Regions from separate parts of the Mus musculus genome. Here region 1 is linked to region 2. A link is a contact called in ENCODE Hi-C or POLR2A ChIA-PET data. All regions are on one chromosome and are shown on one strand. Each heading gives the region's core, a stretch centred on a gene start or an enhancer-like site at or near the end of the contact. The rest is flanking DNA. Distances are from core to core; before and after follow the strand shown.

Region 1 (5,073 bases), core at 2,430-4,929, 140 kb after region 2:
AACCACTGTACCCCCTCCGCTGAAGGCACCTTATCCTCCAAGCTTCAAATGGTCTTACAATGCCTATGACAGAGATGAGAAGATAGGGATCCAAAGAATGACTTAGAGAGAGCCACCCACCCAGCCTTGCTTCCAGGAAGCCAGAAACCTGGATAGAACGGGCAGCCAGAAGTCCCACAGATCCAAGCCTGTCGCTACCCACGTCAGCCACCCAAGAAGCCGCTGGAAATCTGTGGGACTTCTTCCTCAAGCATCAAACTCAAGCCAATAGCAGGGGAAGTTGAGTTTCAGCATAAGAGACAGAAAACTTATTTATATCACCGTGCTAACGTCTGTTACACAGGATAGAAAGGAAGGGAAAATTATGAAGTGATGAAAAGAGAAAGGTTGCCCTCACCCCTGAGACTTCCCAGATGAGAAACAGAATTCTATCCCAGACAACAACTGCTTAAGGTCTCTATTCCTACCTGGAAACCTTCGACTTTCTAGGGTTTTTCACCTGAAAGCCATTTACAGAAAAACATACCCCAAGACCCTTGTGTGGCCTTAGTGGCTCTTACTTTAACTTTATTAAAATATCTCCCATCTCCAGAACCACCCCATAATTTTGCCTAGCAAAGAGAGAGAGAGGAAAAAAATAAAAGGGAAGATTCTTAGTAACCTTCTGAGATGTAATGTGAAAGTCAAATTAAAATGGTATGTATGGGTAATACTATGATATTTATTAACTCTCCCTTGAGATGCCCATACCTGTGCTTGGCTATATCTTAATTCTTTCCTTAAACCCCTCTTATTCTTTTAACCCCAAATGCTTAACACTTATGTAAAAATTATCCTTTAGAGGACAGTTATTGTGGTGTGTAGGACTTTAATCCCAGCACTAAGAAAGCAAGAGACAAGAGGATCTCTGTGAGTTCAAGGCCAACCTGACCTATACCGCAAGTTCCAGGACAGTCAGGGATACATAGAGACCCTGTCTCAAAACATCAACAGGAGTCTTTCAGGGGCTGGAGAGATGGCAGAGGGTTCACGCTCAGTTCCCAGCACCCACCTCAGGTAGCTCACAACTGCTTGAAACCTAGTTCCAAGGGATCTGACACCCTCTTATGGTCTCCACAGGAACCTGCACTCCTGTGCATACATTCCCATACACACACACACACACACACACACACACACACACACACACACACACACATTTAAAATAAAATCTTTCTTAAGAAAGTCCTTATAATTTATTTTTTAGATTTGTTTATCTTATTTTACAAATAGAGGTGTTTTGCCTGCACATGCCCGTCGAGGTCAGAAGAAGGTGTCGGATTCCCTGGAGTTATAGGTGGTTGTGAGCCACTACATGGTTGCTGGACCCCAGGTTCTGTGCAAGAGCAATGGGTGCTGTTCAGAGCTGTGCCGTCTCTCCAGCCCTTCCGTAAGGATCGTTTTCACTGGGAAGCCTCCCCTTGTGTGATTTTCCCCTTCTTGAGCATCTTCTTTCCACTTTTAACTAAACTCTGACCCCGTTTCCCTGTGCCCTGAAAGTTCCTTTTAAGTGGACGCCATGGACCTCGAGTTTGCCAGAGGTGAGGTCTTCCGGAACTTTCTAGGGCTATTGAGGGCAAGAGTGTAGGGATGTGTGTTTGTCTGCCTCTTGCTGCAGATACCTGGAAGGGCAGGCAGTTGCTAGAGGGCTTCCAAACATCTCCAACCTACAACAGCCTACTCCCACCAAGGCAGATGCTGAGCCTGGCTTTCCATTCACCAGCCGGAAGATCATGGCTCCCCTGCCTCTGCTTCCTCATCCGCAGAAGTGGGCGGTGCCACTACCATCTCAGGATGTTGGTGTGAGTGAGGACTGAAGCAATCAATCAGCATGCCAGGACTTGACCTCTGCTGGAGGACCACCAGAACACTTGGCAGATGTGGAGGCTACTACTCCCCATGAGGAAAGTGGCTGGCTCAAAATCCGCTAATCACGCTAGGTGTAATGGTTCTTTTTTTTTTTTTTTTTTGTATTGTCAGCTTTTGGAAGGTTGAGGCAGGAGGATTACCTTGAGTTTAAAGCCAGCCTGAGCTAAATAACAAGACCCGTCTCCAAGAAAGAAAAGGGGGGGAACCCCAAGCTCTCCCAAAATTCCCCTGAAGCTTTATCTGTGTCATGTGACCAGCTCAGTGAGATGATGGGGACTCAGGTATTGGGATGGTTTTCTGGTGTGATGAGAGTCTACGGCCAGGCACCTCTAGGTGACAGCTCTTGGCTACCCTATTATATATTTTGGTTTATTATTAGAGACAAGGTCTCACACACTGAGGCTGGCTTCAAACAACTATGTGGCCATAGATGGCTTTTTGTCCTCAATCTGATAAAAGTCCTGGGATTACAGCCTCAGGCCACCACACACCTGGTTTATGTGTCTCAGGGAAACAAACCCAGGGCTTTGTGTATTCTAGGCAGAGGTTCTACTAATTTAGTTACATCCTGCTGTTCTCTTTAACTGAGGCCACCTCTATGCCCCTCATTGACAGGAAACCCCCAACCTTACACAGTTCTCCAAAGTTGCACTTTACTGTTAGCGGATTCAAGTACATACCCGGGGCTCACCCATTTAGACTTCTTCTGGACCACCCAGCAACCTAGGGCCACACCCACCTGCTTAACTCCCACCCCATCTTCCAGCTCTACTGCAGCGTCCTCCACAAAAGTCCCCACACCCCCTGGCTTCGACCACGGAGAGCTTATTCTGGGCTCCCGAGAGCTGAGAACAGACAAGAGGCTGACCTGACCTCTGGGAACAGCTGGACTCAGACTTCCAGTTACCTGCCCCCTCCTCCATCCCGGTTCTGACTCGGGGAAGGGTTTGGCGGGGCATTCTACAAGGAACTCATAAACATATCTTGAAACAACAGAGGCCAATGAAGATTGCTTACTTTCCGAGGCGTACTGAGTTCTCACTTCGACCAAGTTCGCCCTGACTGGCTGACAGCGCGCGCACTAGAATCTAGTCCCAGAGCAGAACCTGGGACCGCCAGGCCCTTTCCCCACACCAGCCAAAAGAACTAAGGAATGCCACCCCTCCCCCCAGTGGCCTCCGCAGTTCCCCTAGCAGGGCCTCGGCAGCTAGCTACACTGACTGCACCTCCCTCTTAAGAATTCTCGAATTCTCGGGAGGCCTTTGCCAGGTTTGGGAAAGTGAAAGAAGCCCGCAGCAGTCTGCCTTACCTAAGTGGGGACTTCCCAGGCCCGCGGCCTATAAATCTTGGGAGTTGCACCCAGTGTGACAACGTGACCAGACAGACCCCAGTCTCGGGCCCCAAGTGCGAGTTCAGCATCCGCCCTGGCCTCAGTGTTGCCACCTGTTAGGCGGGAAAGATGCCACCATGATGCGCTCAGGTTTGGTGCGGGAGCCGAGGGGCTACTGCCATGTGCTGACCCCGGGGGCCCAAAGGGGACCGAACCTGGGTCGGAAGAAAAGCAGGGGGCACAGAAAGCGGGGACAAGGTGGGGAGTAGAGGGACACCCAGGAGAAGTTGGGACGGGAAGAGGCCAGGACCAGGGATAGGAGCCGCGCCTTCCCACCCGAGCAGGTCCCCAAGGGGGGGACTCACCGGACCACCGAGCACCTCACCTGGTCTCTGCAACGCCAGCCACACACCTGGCCCGTCCCCGGACAGGCCCCTCCCCAACAGGCCCCGCCCAATGTCAGAGCGCACAGCCGGGAGTCCCCAGGGTGGGCGGGACCAGGGTAGGTGGTTCTAACTCTAGGCGGGAGGGAGCTACGGGACGCTGGCCCTCAGCAGCTGCTAGCCCTCACTTTTACCCGCATTTGAGATGCGCCTGGTGAGAGGGGAAACAGGAGATCTGTGCTGAGTTGGAAAACACAGCCCGCGTCTCCAAGCGTCCGACCTGCTCTCCCAGGCCTGACCTCGGTGCGGGTACGGGGCTCTCTGTCTGCTGCCTCTGCCCTTGGGGTGTCGGGGTGTCGCTGTCCCTTCCCTTCTGAGTCTCCAGCCCTTCGTAGCTATGGTTCAAAACCACTCCCACAACCCTATGACTTGCCTCTAAGCACAAAGAGGCCTTGGTGACCTAGGGAGAACAGACCAGAGGTGGGGGCACGTAGGTGGTTTTACCAAAGCGTGGACTTCTGCCTCCAAGCTTCCGGACTTCACGCAGAGCCTGCACCTCTTTCCGGCTACACCTCATCTCCTGCCTCTACCTGTTGTCCACCAACCTAACGGCCTTGAATGATCTCAGCTCTCACCCTAACCCCAAGCTCAGGCTCCTAGCTGTGTTGGATACCCAGCCTATGCAGGGACATACTACGGCCTCCCAACTCCTCCTCATCTCATTCTTCCAATGGTGCGGTCCAAACTCGAGTCCTCCTCATATTCTATGTGTGGTCCACTCTCAAGCCCCAAGAGCACCTACAAAGTATGTCACTGTACCACATGCTGACCCCAGGGGACCAAAGGGGACTGAACCCAGGTTGGAAGGAAGGCAGGGGCACAGAAAGCAGGGACAAGGTAGGGGGTGGGTGAAGTTGGTGATCTCCTAGCCTCTTCCTCACTGGTCCATCTGTCTCCACACAGGCTCAGAGGCCCCTTTCTGAAGATTCTCACACAGAACTCCACTCGAAGTGTTCCCAGTAGATGAGGCAGCTCCACAAGCCAGCTGAAGGGATCATGGCCCTAGGGAACATTTGTGGAGCAGCTAAGAGAGCAGCTGAGACATCACTCACCTCTAGAGGGTGTTGTGACTTCAGGGGACAATCAACAGAAACCACCATCTCCAGTTTCTGGAAATAACTGGGTCTCAGCCAACCAGCACAGGCCCCACGGAGGGCAGGCTCCTCCAGTGGATCTGATGGACCTTACTGGATGGGGAGAAAGAGAAAACATGGCTTGCTGCATCTACCATCTCTACCCTCGTGGGGGAAGCTTGGCTCACTGTGGATGCTTAGTGAAAGTCGAAACCATGCCCACTGACCTTTGCTGAACACACAGCTGAAGCCCTGTGACAGAAGACAGCTTAACAAGCAGGTAGCATGCGTGATTTCTTCCTGTAAGAGTTTAATGTTT
Region 2 (4,974 bases), core at 1,760-4,259:
AGGCTGTCTACCCTCACTGTCAGCCACACCCTCAGTGCAGACCCAGTTGAGACTAAGGAGGGTCTTAATGAATGACAGGGGTCATTCAGTCTTATCAGGAAAGGTCAAGGGTCTTAGAAGCTCTAGGCCAGGAGCCAAGGATGACAACCAGATAAGTATCCTGCTACACATAGAAAGACTAGCAGTGTGAGTGATGGGGTTGGGGTGGGGGAGGGACATGAGAGGGGGATGTGCCTGGGAGGGGAGCTGGGATGTTAGGGGGGTGCTGAGCTCAGGTCAGTGCATGTCAAGTGGAAATGCTAGAAGTGGAATGCTGGAAGGCTGTGTTCAGAGGCTGTGCCATTCAAGTCCTTGGAGCCAGAGTTGCATGCCAGGGTGTATGTAACACCTTACCTACAAACAGCCGTTCCTTCCACAGCCATAGAATGAACACGGGTTCTGGTGCCTCCGTGGCTCCTGTGGATACCTCCTATAGGCTCAGATGTTCCAATATGTGATTCTCCAGTTGATGGGACAACTTGGGTACGTTTAGGAAGTGTGGTCCCACTGGAGGAAGAATGTCCCTGGGAAGTGACAAAGCACGAGTTCCAGTTTCTTGTCCCCACTTCCTGCTTATAGTTTGAGATGTAAGCCCCCAGCTTTTGTTTCTTCTGCCTCCCTTCTACCACCGCGGACTCTTTATTCCTCTGGAACAATAAGCCCAAAGAAATTCGTAGTTCTCTAAGTTGCCTTCGCCATGGTGTTTTCTCACAGAATGAGAAAAGCAGCTACTACCACTCCCCTAGGGTAGGCTTGCTGCCAAGGCCAGGCTGGGGGCAAGCAGGGCAAGCAATGGATAGCAATTCAGCCCATCTATTAAATAAGTCCACGTGTCAAGATGTGGGCAAGGCGCTTGAGGGGTCCGGAGTGTCTGTGTCTAGTGTGATAGATTCCCATCTTGCACAGAAGTGAGGTTAGGAGGTTTAGAGAAATGTGTCTGACTCTGTTCAGGGTAGATTTGGGGTTCAACTCCCAGTACCCCCTCATGAGTAAGCACTGCTTGGTTGACCAACAGAGAGGGTGATAGGAGTTTTATTGTGGAAATTAGGGGGGGGTATCCCAGAAAAGACATTTGAAGTGAATCTTGAAGAAAAGAATTTGTGAAATGTGGAATGAGGGAAAGAATATTCTAGAGAACACTGGTCAGGTGAAGGGAGAGAAGCCTGTAGGAGCTCAGGAAAAGCTACATGTTTGCTTACAAGAACACCTGCTCCCAGCTGCTCAGGAAGCCAAGGCAGGGGGATCAAAGTTCAGAGTCTCCAAAGCAGGTGGCTGGGGATGTAACCCAGTGGTAGAGTGTTTACTTAGCACAGGCCGGGCCTTGGGTTTGATCCTTGGTTGCTTACTTTGCCTCTCCTGCACTGTCTGTCAGAGAACTCCCATACCATGGCCTGTGCCATGATCCAGGAAGTGGGTGACATGTTGATCATTACTGAAGCCTAAATCAATCGACAGTGGGCAAAACTACAAACCACACTGGGTCGTCACCATCCGACCAGGCACATCTCCTTCGGTGGGCATCTGCTAGAGTCTGTACTAGCCAAGGAAAGCCAGAAAGTCTACCCTGTTGATGAAAGGACCACATGGCCAGAAAGATAACCCTGAGTTTTTGCCAAAAGCCAATGACATTTACAGAAATCACAGGAGGGAGTCTCTTGGCCAGCACATGCCCCTCCTGGTCCTCCAAACACCAGTCTTCACCTAGGCTGCTGTCCTCCCCAGCAAAAGACATGAGTGGAGCTTTGAGCATGGCTCCTGTAACAGAGGCTTGCCTAGTATGCTCCAGCCCCTGGATCCTCTGCACCTCTAACTACAAAATGGGGGGGGGGGTTGAAAGAAAAAATGGGGAGTGGGAGACATTGTCTTGACTTGAGTCTAACCCAGAAGTGGGAGGAACCAGTTTAGTCAGCCAGTTAGATCGTTGTCATCTTTGTCGACTGTGACCAATACTGTATATGGCTCTAACAACACTGGTGTTCTGGTGTGTGTGTGTGTGTGTGTGTGTGAGAGAGAGAGAGAGAGAGAGAGAGAGATTTCTCCTGAGGGGTAAAGGAAATATGTAGACTGTTGGCATCCATTGAAGAGACATTTCTGACTGGTGTGCCTGAGTTTTCTTTTCTTTCCTTCCTTCCTCCTTTTCTTGTGACCCACGGAAAGAGTTAGTTATGAGTCTCTATCAATTCACGGTTACTCTGACACAGAGGCCCCCCTTTCCCTGGCCTCTTTGAAACACACTAGTGTGCTAGCGCCCAGCAGGGCACAAAGCCCCGACATTAATTGATGAGGACAGGAAACTCCGCCGCAGTAATCTCTGAGACGTTGACCCCGGCCCCGGGACTGGGAATTCTGAAATGTCATCTCCGCAGCTGTAGTTATGATTGCTTTATGTCACACTGACCTGTCGTGTTTACGATTTTTAACAACTGTCTGGAAAAAAAAAAGTCTAGGGACATCTGTTGAGAGTTTAATTGTGAGTGTAAAAAAAATCATTAAAGGACCAATCAAGAGATCAGTTTTCATACTATTTAAATACCACAGCGGCCATTAGGCGCTGGGACTCCGGCGACAGGACTGATTTAGTTCCCCAGTCTCAGTGCTAGGCGCTGCGGGAGAGGACCGGGTGATTTAAATAAAACCGGAGAGCGAGGCGAGAAGGGGAAGCGGAGGAGGGAGGAGGTGCAAGAAGCAGGAGGGTGGCATCTCAGTTTGCTGCGGGAATTGTCGCTCCGGGAGTGGGACTGTGAAAGCATTCCCTGCTCCCCGTGCTCTCGGCTGCGCACCGAGGAGATCGCTCGGGCGCCCAGATCTCAGAGCCGCGACTTTGCGCTCCGCTCAGCCGCCACTTTTGTTTCCTGAGCCTGGTCGCTGGGCCGAACGCAATGCGCACGCGCGGGCCGGGCGGGGCGGGGCGGGGCGGGCAGCGGGTTCCCGGCACCGCCTCCTGCCGCCCCGGCCCGCTCCATCCGGGCACTGCCGAATTAGCATCGTGCCGAGGCACAACTTTGCCGCGGCCCCAGCGAGATCCAGGCGCGCGCGCCGGAGGAAATATAGTCCCTGCCGGCGGTCAGCTGGCGCGGGCGGCGACAGGGCGCGCGCTGGGGGGCTGCGCGGGGCTCCCGGCGCCTGGGGGCCATGCGCCGGGCGGCGCAGGCAGCCCGGGCACCCGGCGCAACTTAGCGGCAGCCGGAAGAGTTGGGCGCCAGCTCGCCTTTCTTCCCTCTCGTCAGCCTCCTTTCCTATCGGCGCTGCAGGAGGGAACTCGTGTCTCTCTGTGCCCGGGACACCGGATCCGAGCTCTCCCGGTCTGGTTCCCGCCGAGCCGCACAACTTCCTGCGAGCTCCGGCCAAAGTGAGCGCAAAGTGCTGCCCAAGTTGCGGCGATGGAGCTGCAAAGCCGGTCCGAGGCGCTCGCGGTGGAACTCGCGCGCCACCAGGTAGGTAGTCCCGGATACTGGACCGGGGAGCCTTAGTGGCCCGGGGAGTGGAGGCGAGAGGGATCGAAGCTCCGTATCTAACTCTTGGTCTCAGGGGTGCTGGAAGCAGGCCCCTTCCTGGAACATGTCCCGGGGCTGGGATGGAACCCTTAGTTCTCCCTCTCCCCCTCGCTTCCGTGCGATCCAGCACTGTTTGCAGATCCAGGGTTCGTGGGACCCCAGCGTGGCGTCTTCTCTGCCACTGCCCCGTTTGCACAACTCGGGCGACCGGAAAGGGGACCCTCCTAGAGCTGCCCAGGGAACAGGGTGCATGGACCGGCCAGCTCCTAGCCTCCTGCTCCGGGCCCAGCCCGGCACCGACCCTCACTGTTAGCAAAAGTAGTTTGGCGATTGTGACTCCGGCGAGAGGCGGCCGGTGCCCGAGTGATATTGCGGCGTGCGCGTGTGTGTGTTGGGGAGATTAGGACGCGACTTGAATATTTATGAGCTTTGCTCGACACGGACTCGCCGTGTTTACTTGGCTCTTTGTTCGTCCCCCCTCCCCCGGCACACACTCTTACACTCACTCGCACCCGCACCCCGGCCTGCAAACTTGCACGGCTCGGGGCGCGCCGCCGGGTGGCCTCGGCCCCCGCCCCGCCCCGGGAGCTGCCCCAATGAGGCGGCAGCCACAGGTAAGCTGCTTCGCGCGACATTGCACGGTGGCCCGTGTGAGGAAAGCGGTCCCGGAAAGTTGGGGCGCGTTGGGGTCGGCTTGGTCCGCCAGGCAGTGGGTGGTGGGGATGCGGGGCTCGGGGCTCGCCTGCTCGCCCCCCCCCCCGGGGCGGCCAGGCTGAGCCCGCTCCTCTGTGTCTTCATAGAACGGCGACCTCAAGAAGCAGCTCCACGAAAGGCAGCCACGGATCGCAGCGCTCAGCGACAAACAAGTAAGGAGGGGCCTATCCCCCACAGGGGACCGGGGTCCAGGGAGGATCGCCGGGCACTTTGGCAGCACCCTAAAAAGTGCCTGTACGGTCGTCGCACGCTCCGACTCCCGTGGGGTTATGGCTGCAGTCCTCAAAGTTGCCGTCCTCCCTTTCTTGATAGAAAGAGCTGATTTGTGGTGGCTGAGGGGAGCGCGAGGCTCCGGCGGCCGGCCAAAGATCTGCGCCGTACCTTCCGAGGCGCCGGCTGCCCGGCGTCCATCTTGAGCGGTGGACATGTTTTGGGAACGTGGACATTCCCCGGCCTCGGCATCCCCTGATCCCTGCTGCGGTGGGAGGGGGACACAAGGGGGCGGCAATTCAGGCCCGCACCCCAAACTCCTTGGAAGCCATTTCCGCGTGGCACTGCCGACCCGGTTTGGTGATCCTTCTCCTAGCCGGCCCCTTCCCGGCCATCCCGCCGGCCTCACTTTTTATTCTCGGAACCTGACGCCAGCTCCCGGGGAACAAAAGAAAGGCGCCCCCGGGACCCCCCAGTTCTGCCCTAACTTGAGTGTCTATGCCTGAAAGGGGCTGTG

Evidence for each region. Hi-C counts contacts between places; a loop is a spot of excess contacts on that map. ChIA-PET counts read pairs that join two places held with the same protein, here RNA polymerase II (POLR2A).
Region 1: a map of heart shows a loop between it and region 2 (1.8-fold over the local background). The contact joins the promoter of Arhgap8 here to the promoter of Phf21b in region 2. A Hi-C loop is called at or near these places in 1 of 37 maps with a recorded cell type or tissue (heart). POLR2A ChIA-PET finds 5 or more read pairs at or near these places in 1 of 5 experiments (Patski).

Annotation. Positions count from the first base shown.
Region 1 is chr15:84,718,658-84,723,730 of GRCm38, reverse strand. Arhgap8 (Rho GTPase activating protein 8) reads right to left here and starts at 3,679. Exons shown (of 12, transcript NM_001164628.1): 1 at 3,624-3,679. Gm20556 (predicted gene, 20556) reads left to right here and starts at 3,465. Exons shown (of 3, transcript NR_040347.1): 1 at 3,465-3,740; 2 at 4,585-5,034.
Region 2 is chr15:84,854,164-84,859,137 of GRCm38, reverse strand. It overlaps Phf21b (PHD finger protein 21B), which reads left to right and starts at 3,009. Exons shown (of 13, transcript NM_001081166.2): 1 at 3,009-3,473; 2 at 4,334-4,399. The coding sequence starts at 3,420.